Linked DNA regions of Mus musculus: region 1 is linked to region 2. The links are chromatin loops, found by intact Hi-C in ENCODE. Cell type or tissue: left cerebral cortex. All regions are shown on one strand. Each heading gives the region's core, and the rest is flanking DNA. Links, peaks and the distances in the headings are about the cores only.

Region 1 (8,000 bases), core at 1-8,000, 140 kb before region 2:
TAATTGCATGCAGATTGGCCTTTTGTTTTGCTTTGGGACTTCCTGTTCAAGTGCTAGGAAAAATGAAGTATTACCGTTATTATTCACTCTTCAGTCTGTTTCCACTTAACTTCCAGGGCATCCTGCCCTCTCTCCAGAGCCATCACCCTGCAGAACCCCTAGGAGAGGAAGTGGTATTAAATGGCTCTAAATGGGCAGCAGTACCATTCTGATGTGTGCCGTGTGCTGCCCTTTGTGACAGCACTTGGTACTGTGAGGGCAGCCTCCGGAGTTTCTTTCCACATCCACAGAGCAAGGAGAGAAAACCCACAGGGTGGTCCAGGTTTCTCTCAGTCTTGGTAAAGCAGAGCTTGGGAGAAATGATCAGAATCCAGGAAGGGAAGTGTCTACTCCCCAGCTCCATTGCATCTATCCCTCAAAACATCACTCGTCAGAATCCAAGGGAGACCGGCAAGCTGGGGTAAGAAAAGTCCCAGTGCTGTGAAAGGGGACTCTTCAATGGTTGTCTGAGAGCATCCACCTCTGCATTTGTCAGACCGTGGTAGAACCTCTCAGGAGACAGCCATATCCTGCTCCTGTCAGCAAGCACTTGTTGGCATCCACAATGGTGTCTGGGTTTTGTGGCAGTTTATGGGATGGATCCCCAGGTGGCGAAGTCTCTGGATGACCTTTCCTTTAGCCTCTGCTGCACACTCTGTTTCTGTATCTCCACCCATGGGTATTTTGTTCCCCCTAGAACAGGGAAGCGGGAGTGGGTGGGATGGTGAGCAGGGGCAGAGGGGATGAGATATGGGGATTTTGGAGGGGAAACCAAGAAAGGGGATATCATTTGAAATGTAAATAAAGAAAATATCTAATAAAAATATATTTTAAAAAAGAGAAAGAAAGGGGGCTTTCATTAGGATACACGAATCACTCCCTCGGGGAAAAGAATGCTTAGCAAATCTGACGAATGAAAATGCTTCTGTGCAGATAAAGCTCAGAATCCACCCTCTTTTCAAAAGACCAGAAATAACTCGATCATGACACGGAAAGCCCTTGTAGGAAGGCATTGTGCTTGAATCTACGTCAACATCAGAATCCATCTTCTTTATCCAGGACACCCAGAGCTTTTCACTTAGCCATCCGCCTTCTGTGCCACGTTCGCAGATGCACAGCCATCCTGCAGGTGGTGACTGTCCGGCTTTGTCTTATGCTCTACACAATTTGGTTCCTTATTGTGCTGATCCCTCTGATTTCCTGGTGTGTGAAAATTGTACCTTCCAAGAAATGGTTTCCGTCAACATAAGGAGAAACATATTCCAGTGATTTCCTTTTGGCTGCTAGCAACCTCTCCGTGGTCTTCTCTGATGCAGTTATCTGATCAAGTGCTTCTAATTAGTAGGTTTGCACTTACCAGCCCAAATCAACATAGACCCATAACATGTTACCACTTGTGGGTATAGTTTAACTATTCTACTGGGATTTTGACCATCTAGGTTACAGCACCCTTTCTCTTCTAATCATCCTCTTGACTGCAAGCCAAGTAGGGGAAAAGTGGGAACAGCATGAAGAATCAGAAGGAGCTCATGTTGCCAAAAGAATGTCCCTCCAGTATAAGACATGACAATTATATTCAGTTAACTGAGATGCAATGAAATACAGTGATTCCTGTTGAAATTGGACTGAACACCATTATGTCATGACTAATCTTCCTTTAAACTATAAAATAATAAAAAAAAATTACATCTTGCCAAATCCAGTGAAAGGACATGGGGATGATTAAAGTAAAAAACCAAAGCCCGCTGTCTATCCCTTTCTTCTTTAAAGTTTTTATTTTTTTATTTTACTTTACCAGTATGGGTGTATTGTCTGTGCATCATATACATTCCTAGAGCCCACGAAGGCCAGAAGAGGGTGTCAGATGATACATAACTGGAACTATAGATACTTAGGAGCTGCCATGCTGGTGCTGGAAATCAGACCTAGGCCCTTGGAAAGGTAGCCAGTGCTCTTAACTATTGATCCACCTTTTTGGCTCTGTGACCCAGTTCCTAATGTGATAAGATATAGTATGTGGACTACTTTACTTACATCATTTCAGCACCTTTCTATGAATATACATGAATAAGCATGTATAATCAATTAAATATACATAGTCTCTCTGTGTATATAGTATAAACTTACCTCACTTTTCTACTTCATGTAAATGTACTTTAATTTACTCAGTAAGCAAGTAAAACATTCATTTGTTTTAAATTTCCACTGTTATATATTTGGTTTTAAAATATCTCCCTCGTTCTGAAGATAAACAAAGATAAATCAATAGAATCTGTTAGAAAACAAGACTTGAGATAAAGTGAAAATTTTAAAGTTTATTTCAGAAAATAAACACTCATGAGACAGGTAGGTGCAAACCTGAAATGCCCAAGAGTGCCACTGAGAGAAACAGAAAAAAAGCAAAGATGTTTGATGGGTTGCAATGAGGAAGGGGCCTTATTTGATCTTTCCCCTTGTGAAGTCCCAGTTCCAAGATTATAAACTTATTGGCTCCTTCTCATTCATTGATCATAAGTTGTTTTTTTTTAAAATAAGCATTTTCAAAAAGAGCTCATTTTTTCCACATTTCCAAATCAAGTGAGGTCAAAGTCATGTGGCCCTAATTTCCTTACACACACACACACACACACACACACTGAAAGAAAGAAAGAAAGAAAGAAAGAAAGAAAGAAAGAAAGAAAGAAAGAAAGAGAAGAAAGAGAAAGAGAGAGGAAAGGAGAAAGAGAGAGTGAGGGATAGAGGGAAAGAGAGAGGGAGGGAGGAAGAAAGGGAGGGAGAAAGGAAGGAAAGAAGAGAAAAAACAGAAAATGTTTAATTGACAATTCTTCAAAAATCTATACAGGTAAATATGAAAAATAAACAATTTGTTTCTAGTGAGAAATGAATTTAGACAAAGGATATAAAAAGTCATGTAGAGAGCATCCATGAACACATGAGATGAGGGTCCATCCATATCCCAGAATAGGTGTAAGCTACAAGATGTTTGCCCTAGAAGATTGGAAGGCAACTGTGCCTATCAGTATACCAACTCAGTACCCTATTTGATCAGAAAGTAAAGGACAAACAATGACAAATTTTGATTAAAAAATGGCTTCTACATACATACTTATGTGGCCAATATTCACATTGTAAATGTTTTTATCCAATGAATGTGTTAGGTAGAATTCTGATACAGTCCCTCGAGTTATCATCTTCTGTAAGATTCGCTTCTTTTAGGATGAGCAAGACCTCTGAGTGATGGTGTGAATACTTTGGACTATCTTTCTCCCTCTCTTCCTCTCTTTCTTTCTTTCTTTCTTTCTTTCTTTCTTTCTTTCTTTCTCTCTTTCTCTCTTTCTCTCTTTCTCTCTTTCTCTCTTTCTCTCTTTCTCTCTTTCTCTCTTTCTCTCTCTCTCTCTCTCTCTCTCTCTCTCTCTCTCTCTTTCTCTCTTTCTCTCTTTCTCTCTCTCTTTCTTCCTTCCTTCCTTCCTTCATTTCTTTCTTTCCTTCTTTCTCTATCTCTGTCTCATGTATGTGTATATATGTGAAGAGAAAGATACACAGACATACAGAGACAGACACAGACAGACAGATAAGAGTTGAAGATCTGGAGCTGTACTCTTGTTGCCCTGGGCCCTGAGACTCGCCAGTTATTTCAGGTTGTCTTGCCAGTGATGCCCAAGAATCTTCCTGCATCTTTCCCTTTTTTGCACTAGCATTGCCAGTGTATGCCACTATGCATAGCTTTTTAGCTAGGTGGAGAACATGGAGAGCATTTTACAAACTGAGTCATCTCACCAGCCCCATATTCTACTCCCTGATTAGGCATCTCATAGCAAAGATGCACAGAGTTTGTGTTTGCACAGAAGCCCCACCTAGTTATTTAGAAAGTGAATTGTCCTCATGAATCAGAGGTGATGTCTAAGAATGAAGACAGAGAACTTATAGAGAGATCTCCCAGGTGTACTTAGAGAAATTGAACTGTGCATTATGGAGAAGCCCATAAAGGGGTGGACCATGGAAAAAGTATCCAGGGAACCCCTAGAAGCTGAGTCAATGGAGGTGCCTGTAAGAAAGTAGGGACCTTACTTCTACTGACAGAAAGTCAGAATCCTCCTGTCAATCACATGTGCTGAAAGGAGGACACAACCTCCAGAAAGAAAAACTCTCCTTAATATTTCCATTGAGACATTTTGTGACTCCCTGTTCTGAGATGAGAATAAAACACCTGCTGACAAAAACTGTGAGGGTTTTTTTTTTATTGGATATTTCCTTTATTTACATTTCGAATGTTATCCCTTTTCCTGGTTTCCCCTCCAAAAAAAACCCCAATGCCCACCCTGCTCACCAACCCATCCACCTACTCCCGCTTCCTGGCCCTGGCATTCCCCCAACACTGGGCCATAGAGCCTTCACAGGACCAAGGGTCTCTCCTCCCATTGATGATTGACCAGGCCATCCTCTGCTACATATGCAGCTGGAAGCATGAGTCCCACCATGTGTAGTCTTTGGTTGGTGGTTTAGTCCCTGGGAGCTCTGGGGGTACTGGTTAGTTCATAGGGCTGCAAACCCTTCAGCTCCTTGGGTCCTTTCTCTAGCTCCTTCATTGAGGACCCTGTGCTCAGTCCAATGGATGGCTGTGAGTGTCCATTCTGTATTTGTCAGGCACTAGCAGAGCCTCTCAGGAGGCAGCTATATCAGGCTCCTGTCAGCAAGCTCTTGTTGGCATCCTGAACAGTGTCTGATTCTGGTGATTGTATATGAGATGTATTTTAAAAAAAAACAGCAGTGATTAAATCATTGTTTGTAATTATGAGTCACAGAGTAATTAGTGATTAATCCACCCAGCAAATATGCTGGAGACATGTATTAGCCAGAAATCAAGTGACAGATGTAGTATGTCACATATGCAATTACTTCTTAAAGTCTCTTTATAGTGGTCTGATATTAGCTTTTCTCATTTTTAAATGTAATTCTTTAAATTTTACTGGATTTTTACTCAGTGTATAGAGAGAAAGGGGACAGCTTGTGGGAGTCAGTTTTCTCCTTACACCCTGAAGTTTCCAGAGATCAAATTCAGAGTGCCTGACTTGGCAATAGACACCTTTACCTGCTGAGCTATCTCTTTAGCCTTAATCTGATAATTCATTTGGAAACACAGATGGCTTGTCTGTCTTTGTATCTTAACAGTGTTTCCACAAAGACCACATCCCTCCTTCCTTAAAGGAAATCCAGTTTAGTATGCGTAACATTGGACGTAAAATGTCTCCGTGTTTGTCAGCATTCCTGCTTTGGTGGATACTAAAGGGAAGACAAACACCAACCTTTTCAAATGCTCTGCCACCATGGCCGAGAGCCTCCTGCTTGTTTCATGAATTAAAGGAGCCCAGTTCTCCTGAAAGAACTCATAGGGGCTTCACTGTTATTTCACAGAGACCTTTTTTTAGAGGAAAAGTGAACCCTTGAACTGTTCAAACGGAAACAAAGCCAAGGACTAATGTTTTCAAATGTGGTTCCTTGAAATTATTCTCTGTCTAGAAGACTAAATTCTAGATGGTAGCTGCTGAGTTAGAATGTGCTTTTTGAGGTTCCTTGTGGCTGAAAGTATAAGGTATTGCTCGCATGGTGTTCAGTGTATGAGCACTACTCATTTGTGGTTTGTGCGGGCCATTTTCTCATGCTCTAGAGAAACCCTTGATATCCTTCATCTACATCTCCTTTTCATCCTTTACTTTGTGCTTTGAATATCTTGCAAATGTAAAGCCTATTTTCACTGTACATACCACAAGATACCTCCCAGGATCTCAGTGGATACAGGAAACCAAAGAGCATAAGGATAGTGATGCTATAATAGACCCACTGGTAACTGAGGAAGCTTCTGAGTGATTGATACGTTAGGTAGCACACAATGTGTGACACGGCATGCAAGGGTGTGGTCTACATCTGGGCAGGGTGGAGCTCTGTGGCTAAGACTCCATGGCAGCTCTCAGAATTGTGTACTATTTGAGTCATGAATTGTTTTGTGGAAAGTTTCCTATTTGGGGGCTTTATTAAAATCCAGGGAGCTCAATCTGCAGAAAGAGAAATTAAGGATAAAGAGAATTACTGCGTAGCTAGCTATACAATGCTCTCTTGATCCGTCTACCATACTTTTAAATAAGCTCTTTTGTTGTACCTGAGAGAAACCTTGGATTGCAAGCTAATAAGTGCTTATTAATGAATTATTACAAGAAGCAATGAATTAGAAATGAATCGCTATTATTTCAAAATACAAACTTCCATATATTACTTTCTGTTTTAATCTCACAAAATGGAAGTAGGACACCATGACAACAGTTTATCTGAATCTAATTTACATAGTTGAGCTCGAAAAACATTACAGGCTTCCTGTGCCTGCTTCACTTGCTCTTGAAAAGTTGTGTATATTAAAACTCATTCGTTTTTCCATAGTCTATAATTGGTTCCTATGAGATAACTGGGATGCAACATCATCATCAATAAGCTTGCTGACTTCACAGTAGGGAGGAACTGGGATTTGAACTAGGCAGGCTAGTTCCAAGACCCACCTTTCTAAATTCCACCCGCTTCTTTGCTGCAACAAAACACAAGTTTCACCACAAATGGGATAAGAGATAGTTTAATCTAAATATGAGTGACCATGCCCTAGAAACAGATGTTTAAGCTACACCAAATTACATAATCCAGTGTGATAAGTACTTGGTGAGATTTTATTGTAACAGAACAGTGGTTATTAATGCAAGGTAATAAACTACTTTTCAAATGCACTGGTGGAAACATTAGATATGTGGGTTAAAGCAAAGTAGAGAAATCTCTGCTATAGCTCTCAGATGCTATCTAGGGATTTAGACTTTTGGTAGATGGAAGCTGGTGGTCTGTTAAGTTAAAACAATCTAAAGGAGCTGGAGAGATGGCTTAATCAGTATTGCTCTTTCAGAGGTCCTGAGTTCAATTCCCAGCAGCCATATGGTGGCTCACAGCCATCTGTAATAGGATCCAATGCCCTCTTCTGGTGTGTCTGAAGACAGCTACAGTTTATATGTATGCAATAAATAAATAAATAAATAAATAAATAAATAAATATTTTAAACAATCTAAAAGGTTTTAGCTGTTAGTCACAAATGGTGAAAAATCAGACTTAGAGGTTGGGAAGGAATGGGTGTTAAGGGGCTAAAGATAGCCTGTAATTAGACTCTGGACCTGCAACATTCCAGCTTCCCCACAATCACTAAAGTTATTCTTGAATCACCACCCTTCCAGGAGATACATTGAAAGGTACCTTTTCTTTCCAGGACCATTCGTATCCATACACCATCCATTCAAGGAAGCACACGGCCATTGATTAAGACAAAAAGGAGCTGAAACTTCCACACAATGATCTGTGCTTTTGTTTTTTGATTTTTTTCTCATATTTTCTTGTAAATACTCTGGGGCTTAAGAGTCAACTTGAACTTCCCTATGCCATGTGTGCTGTGTTCTCTGTTCATGTTCCTCTCCTCCCCCAGGACTCTCCTAAGCCACAAGGACTTCTAAATCCTCCTTTCCTGAGACCACTTTGCCTCTTTGCAGAGGAGCTCTGTTCGGGTGCACTTGCGTTTCCTTTTGGAAACACAGCCCTGAAACAGCTTTTCTTGACACAGCACTTCTTGTGAAGCTATTATGTGTGCAGTCAGCAAGGATACACATCCCTTGCCGTTTCCTGGAGAAATGCTGCCAGAGCGGTTCACAGTCCTTCCTTTTGTTTGGCTTCCATGTGTCCATTTGGAAAGTCTCACCACAGTTCAGAAAAGTCTTTGTCCATCAAGGTCTTTCTGGAAGTTTGATGCATAAATGGCCTCTCTTCAAGCTCTGACCTATTTGCAAAAATGGAGTCCAAGTTGAAAGTGTGCGTGCTTCAGTAGACATCCGTCACGCAGTAGCTTGTACTTTAGATACTAACAAAACGTGGATGCTGCCCATTCAAA
Region 2 (11,019 bases), core at 1,230-9,229:
CGGACATGGGCAAGCCTGCAACTCCAGCACTGATGTCTCAAATGAGGTGAACAGACAGGTTGATTGCTGGCTATCCTAGCCAAAATGGCATGCCCCAAGTTCAGGAAGAGACCTGTCTTAAAAGACTAAAGAACAAAGTGATACTCAATGCCCTTCTCTGGCTTCCATGTACACATCTGTGTGCGCCCATACATGTATATGTACACATATACCTCTCTCCTAGATACAAAACCTCACAGGTGGCAAAATATAAAATAAGGAAGGGAGGAGAGTGGGAGAAATTTTTATCCTGTCTCTCCTTAGTTGTCTCAGCATCTAAAATAATCCTAATATCTTAAATCTGGTATAGCTAATCCTCACACTTGTATTTATGAAGCCAAAAGTTCATCTATCTAAAGAAAAAAAAAGTTCAAATCCATTCCACAGAGGATGTCTTAGCATGTAACAGTGGTGTAATTATAACTGATGGGAGAGCTAAATGCTTTGATGACCTCAGGCATCTTTGTGTAAAATACACTCACTTCAATTGCAGTTTAGAGATCCAGCTGCTCCAATCACCAATTCCTGCCCATCGTTATTAAGTTATAATTAACGCATTAGCATTGTGGATTGGAGTATATGCCAGTATTAGAATGCTTGCCTAACATGAAGACTTCGATCACTTACATCTCCAGTACCATTGTTGTGTGTGTTATGTAAAACTTAACATATTAAAATATGAATACATTATAAAATAGTCACCACAGTAAAGTCAATTAAAATAACAATTACTGAATATGCCTAACATCCTCTCTTCTTTCTTCTTTCCTTAGAGGGGTGTGTGTGTGTGTGTGTGTGTGTGTGTGTGTGTGTGTGTGTGTGAAGGAGCTTATGATCTGTCCTCTTAACACATTTCAAGTATAGATATTAACTATATTTACTTAGTAGCATCACACAGGATTCAGAATGTTTTTATCTCGTGTAATAAACACTTCATATTTTATCTCCCCTCCCTTCAGGTATAGCTAACTATATTCCCTCCCTGCTTCTGTGGGCTTGATTATTGTAGATTCTATCTATAAGTGAGATTCTGCAGCACTTGTCTGTTGGTATCTGGGTTATTTCATGCATCCCAAGTCCTGAGCTCTTTCCCTTTCATATGTGTGGTCATGCTGGAAGATTTCCATCTTTGAATAATATGCACCCCTCAGTGCAGGGGGGAAAGAGAGAGGGAGGGTGACTTTGGTTGTTCATATATCTTGGATACAGGGAATACTATCCCAATACATATGGAAGTGCAGAGATCTCTTTGATATTCTGATTTCATTTCTGTAGCACACGGTCTCCGAGGTGGGACACTGGGCCATGTGGAGGCCCTATTTTAACACTTTGGAAAATTTCCACGCTGTCTCCCAGTGTCTCTACAGGATCCACGATCTTACATATGAAATTAGATGAGCATTCTGATTAGTTATCTATTAATTTAATAGAAAGACATCTATCACTACTTGTTTTTAGAAATACTGTTACCTTCACAGAACATCTTGGTGTCTGTTTAACTGTTTAAAAAAAAAAACAAATTCTATGAAGATTAATTACTGTTTGCAAAGGAGTAAAATCTTGGAGTTTTAACTCTTACCCTTTTCAATGTTAACAGTTCCCAGAATAAAGAAAGAGGATATGGTCCTTCTCTGCAGCAGGAAGGTAGCCACAAGATGAAGGGATCTTAAGTAGAACAAGCAGCTGTTCACTTTGGGGGTTAGTTGAGAGTCACCTCAGAGAGTTCCCACAGACTCTTCAGTTTCTATGTGGAGATACACTTTCTGTACATTTTTCTTACAATCATTTATTCTTGAAAAGAAAGATGATTTTGTAATCATTTGTCACTGGTCTAGTCACCTCTAAATCATGAATTGTATCTGAAGACTTTAGAAGACAAGGTAGAAAATAGGACATATATTGGGGCAAGAGATTTAGGAAAGACAGGAGGGAGATTCATTTATAGACCCAGACCTTATGCCAGGAGTGAATACAGAGTAGATAGGATGGACACTATAAAGCTATTCCAAGGAAAAGGAAATTACAGGTGAGGTAGGATACACAAGAACAACTCCAGCTACCCTCAACTGCCAAGCACCTGATGAAAGGTATAAACTTTTAAAGGTCACATAATCTATATATTTAGAGACATGAGCCAAAATCTAGGTCTTCACTTTTGCTTCTCAATGCTAATTTGCTAAGCATATTAATTCTGCTAAAGTGATCTTTTCTTTTAGAACTGTAAAATTCTGGAATCATGAAAACTGGAATTTTACTCATCTCATTTTCTTAGATAACATTATGCATGCATGAGTTGTTAAGAGATGTTTGAGATGCCAAGTTTATTTTTCTTAGTTGTGAACTTCCTTTCCATGTTCATATAGCTCTTTAAAGCCTGCCTTGCCAACGATTGCATAATGCATATTTAAATGGATAGGTAGATACATGTATAGAACACACACACACACACACACACACACACACACGTTCCTTCTCATGGGTTCTGGAAGAAAGGTCTAGGCCTTGATTCTTATTACAGAAAGGCCCAAGCCAGTGTTTGTTACATTGGTTTGTCTTCGTGATTGCCAGTGTGGTTGCTACCACATTAAAAGAGCAGAAATTCCACTAGTGGGCCCCACATACTTATGCTCAGACACTGAGAAATGTTCAAATGGGGTGGCTGCTGGGTACTTCTGCAGAGATTCAAGGACTGAGATGGGTTTCAGAAATTAAGATACCGAGTCCCCAGTTTATTTCAACATATAGCAAGAATTGAGAAATACAGGTAAAGAACTGAATATACGTCCACAGAGAAGATTCTACGTCAAAGTAATAAAATCAGAATCTCTTGGGCAGGGATCGTCAGTAGACTTTCCTTCATGTTTGTTTTTAGATTGTATCTGGTCTCTATTCATTGTGCAAAGCACTGGGGTTGGTAAGGACATTTTTATATAAATACATAAAGTACTTTGAGTATGAATATACTCAGAAATCTTAATTTATATCCTTCTCACCTCTCAGCATCCCAGTTAGTTCCCTGCTCTTCCCTAGACGTTTTGCCTGCAGTTTCATGCAATGTATACACACGTTATTCCACGTAACGGCATAAAATATTAGGTCTAGAAAGTATGAACATTGAGAAACAGCCTTCCACAGATGGTTTCCTGCAAATAGGTTCATGTGCTTTTAGGGGGTGCCTTGTGCCCCTGCCTGGGAATAACCGCCTTGCCTAAAATGGAGCAACATTTACATGGTAGATCTTTAAGAGTATGTTCTGAACTAATGAATTCCCTGGTGATGTGAACCTCTGGCCTCAGGGGTGTTTATTTGAACAACACAAGTCTTTTTAGAAGTTGTGAGAAAGTTTATGGATAATAACCAGGCTAGGCTGACAATTCCCAGGGCTGAGGCATCTATCTCATCCCACTCCTGCTGCTAATGGCAACAGGAGAGAATGTTGCCTGCCCCACTCTCTCCAGTAAATATCAGTCGCTCATTTTACACGTGGAAGAGATAAAACATGAGGCCTGCAGTGTAGTCTACGACGGGAGTACGTTTTTGATTTGAAATACCAAAACCTGACCCCAAGTTGAAAAATGAGAACCAGAACTTGCCATAGGGGTTTCTGAGCCACATTTTTAGGTGTTCAGGGTACACACCTTCTTCTGGATAATAAGGCATCCTATTGGAAGAAGTTATATACTTCTTAATCAAGGCCTATGTGTTTGAAGCCCCACAACTCTGCTTCCTAAGTTGACTCATTGGCCAAAATAATACTAGGAACTTCTGGTAAATGAGCTAGCTACTGGCAACATTAAGGCTACAGGCATGAAGAAATGAGGTGAGTACCACAGACCACATCAAACAATGGAAGCAAATTTAAAACAAAATGTGGAGGGCAGCAAGAATCCCTGTTGCAGCACTGCATGCATGTGAGTGGTCTGCTGAGTGGACAATGCTCTGCAGACTTTGGCATTCACCAGGGTCTCCTGGTAGCCCCTCAGGATGAGAGCTCTTGTCAAAGCCAGAACCTTCCACACTTGAAACTAGCCTTTCTAGCCAGCCCAGAGAAGATCAAGGCAGCATCGCCAAGCCCAGTGCTGTTCAACTCCCAGTGATTTGGAAGGAAACAGAACCAAGGGCTGATTTGCAGTTGATTTAAGGACCGCTGAGCTAGCACTGTAATTCCTTCCACTTAGATGTGTGCACCTTTCGCCTGTCAGAGAAGCCTGTTCCTGAACAAGAGCGCCATCTATGGGATAAATCGATTATATAGTTTTCTACCCTCGTGTCTGTAATGAACACTACACCTTGAGTTCTCAATGAAGGGAAGACTCAATCCACCAGGGAATTGTTGGCAACGTCTGGAGAAACCGTAACTAGAGCTGAAGTGTGCTGGTTTCCATTGGTACAGGGTACTGATGCAGCCTAACACCTACATCACACACGACAGTGCCTCCAACAGTTCTCCATGCAGATGATAACTGCTTGGAAACAAAAAGTGGTAAAATGTATGCTTAATGACAGGCTGTGATGAGAAAAGATTTATTTAAAGCTTCTCATCCTTACCCACCACGTCATTCAATTTCATCTCATCCTTTAATATTTTGATATTTGAAAAATTTCACCTTCATTTGCTAATGATTATAGATATGCATTATGAGTATAGACAATATTTTTGTATTGTAGAAATTAAAATTAACAGAGACGGAGGAAATTATTACAGCAAAATAAATTTTAATGGGAGAATTTTAGTTACTGGACCCTGAGCTAGAGAACTACTTAGGGTCCATATGATTTGCTTGTCATTTTTCAATAAGCTGGACCCACTCTCATGGATGTTTATGTAGATTTTAAGATGCAGTGTTTAAGCCATTGTGATTGGCATCATAATCATGGAGATATTTATGATAAACACATGACTCGACCCTGAGAACATTTTTATCTGTCTTAGACTTCTCACACAGCACACACATTTAGCAAGCCATCACTCAGTGCAAACAGTGGTTCACTGAATAGGATTCTGCAAGAAGATAGGCCAAAGTTTTGTTCCAAAGCAGGTCCAATTTCTATCCAAAGAGAAATGCATGCTCACAGCTGGCCTTTAAATTTTGTTGTTTATTTGTTTGTTTGCTTTTAGACTAGGCCTCTCTGTGCAGTTCTGACTGTCCTGGAACTTGCTATGTAGATCAGCATGGCCTCAAACTCACAGAAATCCTCCTGAATACTTGGCTTAAAGATGTGCATCACCATACATGGCAAAACTTTGAAGTCTAAGATAGTCAACTTCTGTTGACCAAATTGTGCTCTTTGGAAAAAGAATCAGTGTTCTAGTCACAGAGCCTGTTAGACCCCACTACAGGGAACTCCACTCCAAAGATGTCACCTACAAGAAAGCAAAGGATCTGCCCATTGGCCTGTCAGAATATCTATCTCTTTACAGTTACATAGTGCACCTCTCCTCTAATAAATAAGTAAGCATTGATCTTTCTCATCAAACTATAGCTTGTTGCAGGCTCACGTTTCTGTAATGTGAGCTATGGGAGTGCAGAGATGAATCAAGGAGTTCTACTCAATGAGATTTCCAATGAGGCTTTCTTAGCTGTCTTCTCTAAGTGCAGAGAATTTTTTTCCTTCATGTCATGACATCAAACCCCACGAGTGTGCAGTTAAGGGAAATAGGAATTCCTGAAAGCTATCTACCCATCTATTTTAATATTTTAATATAGCAATTTTGTTAATGAACAATAGCAATTACACCTTGAAAGTCAATGACATCCAACCTAGCTCTTCCGTACAATATCTAAATTTCTATACTATGACCAGAGTAGACAAGTATGTAGAAAGATGTAATTGAGCATCCTAACGTTCATATTAAATGAGTGATGATTTAATAACTTTCTTCTTGAAGTGCCATCAGCAAGAAACCATACGGTTTTATGGAACACTTGATTTATTGGTACTGAAGATTGCCTCAGTGCAGCCAGTTTGCCTCATAATTTGTGGGAAAGAAATAAGATTTAAAATAAATTAGAAAGGAAAAAAATGAGCTGAGGAAAAACTGGCAACCAGCCTTGCAAGAGGGAGAGTCATCACTGAACCCAAAGTACTTTTATGTACTGTGGAGCTGATATATCTGTTTTGAAAAACCTAGCAGATATGTGATTTAATACAGTCCAAGATGTATAAGCACAATAATCTGGGGAAATATTGCGTTGTTCTTTTCCCAAGTAGGACTTGGTAAGATGGCTATAGGAGAATAAGATGAAGGAAAAATACACATAGCAATAGGATAGGATGGGATGGGATAGGATAGAATAGAATATACATAGCAATAGGATAGAATGGGATGGGATAGGATAGGATGGGATGGGATGGGATGGGATGGGATGGGATGGGATGGGATGGGATGGGATGGGATGGGATGGGACTGGATGGGATGGGATGGCATGGGATGGCATAGGATTAGATAGAATAGAATAGAATAGAATAGAATAGAATAGAATAGAATAGAATAGAATAGAATAGAATAGAATAAGCACTATATTCATTCCAAGGTCAGACTTTCCAGCATGTTCAAACACTCATTCTATTCCTGAAGCACAGTGAACACACCTGTGAACCAAGACAACTGGCCAGGTTTGCATCAATTCCTAGATCAGTGCACAACAATTCAATCAAAAATTGAGGAGTTTGATAAAGATTCAAAGACTGAGTTATACACACAAAGTCTTATAAGAATACTATTTGTTAATCAAAATGATGCAGGATTTTGATTTGTTAGAAAAATAGCTCACTTATTCCTGGAAAATGTTTTAATAAATATTAATACTGTGTCTAGATAGTGGTTATAATGCCATGAATATGTAATTGCTTTTGTTACCAATAAATCAAGGTTAGCAGCTAAGCAGTTTGGGCCAATTGCTCAGATTTTTCATGTTCCTTTTGAAAGAGTTGTGTTTATTAAATCATAAGCCATTTGTTAGGAGTTTATAAAGCACCACTGTTTCAGTGGAAAAAGCCCATGCACTTCAAACAGAAAGGCTAGAATATCTGCTCAGCACTTTTCCTTTTCCAGAAAGGAACAGATGACTGAAGTTCTAGAAAATAACAGGTTTTGTAATTCTGTTTTCCAGTAGAATTTTGGAGTCAGAAAAGCTGAAGGGGATTACATGAGGCCATCCAGGTTAAAGCAGCTATGACTAGAACCTTCCAGGGAGTGACATGTCCTGCTGTACACATCCCTGGAATGGATTTAACTATTGAAAACAATGTGGTCTATAGTTAGTATAGAATTTCTAGCACTTGAAATTGTCTACCTTGGCCATAGACTATTGCAAAGCCAGCTCAGATTGTGTGTGTGTGCTCATGTGTGCATATGTGTGTGTGTATGTGTACACACACATGCACATGAATGTGTATGTATGCACATGCACACATTAGTTTATATATATGTGTGTGTGTGTGTCCTCACAGGCACATGCACACACAAGTAGGTTAGTTTATATGTGATTGTGTGTTCACATGTGTATGTCAATTTGCTCATCCTCAGGGAGAATACATAAGATATCATAAGGAGCCATGCTGGTTGTCATCATAAAATGTCTTTTTTTCCATCTTAATACTTTTCTCAATAGGTCTTTAAATAAATATATTTATTAATTTAACTTAAATGTAAATAGCTTTTAATGGATTGGTTCATCTCTTCTCAGCACACGTTTATCTATGGGCAGTGAAAGTCTGACCTTCCAAAGGACATTAGTATCTGAGTGGTCTCATCATATTGTAAGAGGAAACAATGTTTCCTCTTTCATTCATATAAAATTTACTTAAGCAACTGCTTTGTGTTTATATAAAAATGAGCTATTTGAATTTATCTTTATCTCATTCAAGTGTTCGATATTCAACAAATATCACAGAGTTCTTGTGGATACATATATATGTTTTGAGCCTATATGGTAATCCTCAAATAAGACTATGTTCCCTGGGAGGTGTGTGTGGCCTAATGAAATCCCAGCTTCTGACTTTAAGTTAAAATCAACGTGCAGGCAAGTAAGGCTGGAGAACATGTGGTACCTCAAATCATCCATTTAAGTCTTTGCAGGAATTGTGCCCAAGACAGGAGCTAATCATGCTAGCTGCTGGTTGTTAAAATCCACCTTATCAGTCTTGTTGAAAATTGTATTACCATTCGCCCTCCTTAAGCTTGTGGCATTCACTCACTCCATCATTGATCGACTCCATTTTTCTTTTCAAACCTTTAGAGCACACTGCACTTCGGAGTAAATTAGAATGGTCCTATGAGGAAGGTAGAGAAGAGGTGCCCACTGGGTGCACCCTTCAGATAGAGGAACGCCTCAACTGATGTGTCATAGCCCTCTGTCTAGCTGTCACCTCAGGGTGATAACCTGTCACATTTCATCCCTCACCACACTCTTCCTTTGCCACCTGTGTGCTCTGGTCTATCCTTGGCAGCACCACTCCTTTTCTTCTCAGCCCTTCCCATAGATCATGGCACATGATTTATTACTTTCATTTAAAATACTTCCTGCAAAGCAGTCTGGAACATTAGGTTTTAATCTGAACTTTGTTTTTCTCCTCCCCTGCCCCAACCCCACAACAGGACATTTGACCTCTTCAGCTAAATTTTTATCATATATAATATGAGGATATAAATGAACATCTACTCTCAAAGAACTTCAGTGAAGATCACATGAAATAAGTCAAAGTACTTAGTGCACTGCCTGGAACTTTGCAAGGAACCCATAAATCACAGCTATTATCGCCACTGGTCTTTGGAAGACCATAGTCGGACCCAAGAGAGTAAAGCAGCACAAGTTTCATTTTTATTTCTCCATACATATTATATTTTAATCTACAAATGAGGGAGGTATCTCTGTTAAAGTGATAAATAGAACTGAAAAAAAACAGTGCAGGATGTGATCTCATATGTTGTTCAACATATAGCATAATTATCCTATATGTATTCAAATCATGAGTTACTCTCTGATCTTCTCTCCGATAGCATGTAGGAAGCACTTCATCTTCAGGGTTTTAGTCTCATTGAAGTCTTCTTAAATGGGCTTGACTTCTCTCCATCTCTTTGTGTGGTTGGGGTATGTACTCGGAATTTGAGTTTTGAGTATTGATCAACCATAAAGCTCTTTCTTCATTCAATTCTTCCAAGCTATACTTAAGCACCTGCTACACCCATTAAGCCCTATCGTTCATCTATCAAAAATTTCCAAAGCACTATAACTATTTCATTAAAAGATTTTTAAAACTGTATCCACTACAATTAAACTCTCCTTGCTCATCAGACTCAGAGCTAAAGGAGCAATATTTCTGTGTGTTCCTTTTGCAGTCAGGAAGATCATCTTGGAAGAAAGGCTGGTCAAAACTTAATAGGTATACCAAAATTTTGTTTTTGGTTTAAACACATTTTTTTTCATAATTCTAAAGAACAAGAAATTAAAAATCAAAGTTGTGGCAGGATTTGTTTCCTGGTACAATCTCTCTCATTGGCTAGTTTCATATCATCTACTCACATGGTGGTGAGAGAGACATTGTGACTTAAAAGGTAAATGATACTGTAAGGTTTTAAAGCATGTAACATTGTATTCTGACAAGTGCAGACACAGTTAAATGTTGCCTTCATCAAACAAATTATCATATTTATCATCTCACATCTACTTTTGTGTGTGTGTCAAGGAATGATCATTGAGCCAGCAATCCTGAGTACAATATATTATTAATTATACTCATCCTGTTATATACCTTTATTTAGATTGACTCATTTTCCACATCTGTGTCTCAGTATCATTTGACCTATGTAGGTCATTCCATCCCCCTCTTACCACCTCTAGTAACCAACAGTTTTCTTAACCTTTTTATGTTTTATAGTTTACTTCTTTTTTTTTTTCTGTATGAGAATCCATATAGAAAGTAGGTCAATGGGGAATTCTTGTCTATGCTTGGCTAAAAGACCAAGCCTTTACTGTGACATTTATAGTTGACTAGCTATGATGGCCATGAAGAGTCATCATAAACTTGAGGTGAGTATTTCTTTTTTACTTCTGATGATTTTCAAAGACAGCATTTTGGGGGCATCTAGAGAGATATGTGTTTTATCTTATTAAAAATAGTTTTCTACATACAATATATTCTGAACAGTTTTTCCTCCCCCAACTCCTCCCAGTTCTTCATCATCTCCACTTCCACCCAGACCTACCTCTTTTAGGTCTCTCATTAGAAAATAATTCTCTTGTGCATGTCTAAGGAATTATTTGAGGAAGAGTAATAAAATAAGATTAAAGAAAATTAAATACATTGGAATTGGACAAAACAAACACACAGAAGAAATATAGACAAAAATAAAATGCATGAGAAATACATATGCACACCCTCAGGAATCCCATAGAAATATAAAACTGGAAACCATAATATATATACATGAAGGCCCTCTATGGTTAAAAAGAAAATGTCCTTATAGAACATTATGAGACAAAGAACCTCAAAAGATGCTAGTGAATTGATTTTGTGCTGGCCATCTACTGTTGAACATCAGCTCTTGAGCTCTACCTTTAAGAGTAGTTTGTTTCCCCAGTGAGACTTGCTAGTAGAAAGCTATTTGTTTTTTCATTTGCGAGTGTTTATCATTAGCTAACATTGCTTCCGTGTCAGGCAGGGGAATGTGTGTCCTCTTTTTGCCTCAGCTCTTGGACTGTAACTGGTATAGACCCGTTCTGGCCCTGTACCTGCTGCCAAGGTCTCTATGAGTTATTCTGTGCATTGGAACTAATGTGTTTAGAAAGCTTTGTTTCCATAATGTCCTCTACTCTCTCAGGCTCTTAAAGTCTTTCCAACTTCTTTTATGGGTTCCCCAGGCCATGAGGACAGGGATTTGATAGAGACTTTCTACTTAGAGCTGTGTTTCAAGGTTTCTCACTCTTTACATATTGTCTATCTATGGGTCTCTGCATCTGTTCCCATCTGCTTCAG

What was found. A loop is a pair of places that touch in the nucleus more often than their neighbours do. Peaks named below come from ENCODE experiments on the same cell type or tissue, not always from the same donor. Only the 100,000 strongest peaks of a DNase experiment are listed, where the experiment ranks them.
Region 1: it touches region 2 in a loop (2.0-fold over the local background); 4 of 42 quality-filtered maps call a loop at or near these places.

What each region holds. Positions count from the first base shown.
Region 1 is chr15:26,601,673-26,609,672 of GRCm38, reverse strand. All of the region lies in intron 2 of Fbxl7 (F-box and leucine-rich repeat protein 7), which reads left to right. Among named protein-coding and RNA genes, the nearest start is that of Gm52206, 59 kb to the right of the region's middle. In left cerebral cortex, for the core only: no CTCF peak of the experiment used is centred there; no DNase peak of the experiment used is centred there.
Region 2 is chr15:26,463,318-26,474,336 of GRCm38, reverse strand. Gm36790 (a long non-coding RNA gene) reads right to left here. Exons shown (of 2, transcript XR_001781703.2): 2 at 8,843-11,019. Among named protein-coding and RNA genes, the nearest start is that of Gm36790, 23 kb to the right of the region's middle. In left cerebral cortex, for the core only: a CTCF peak has its summit at 4,271; a DNase peak (open chromatin) is centred at 4,259.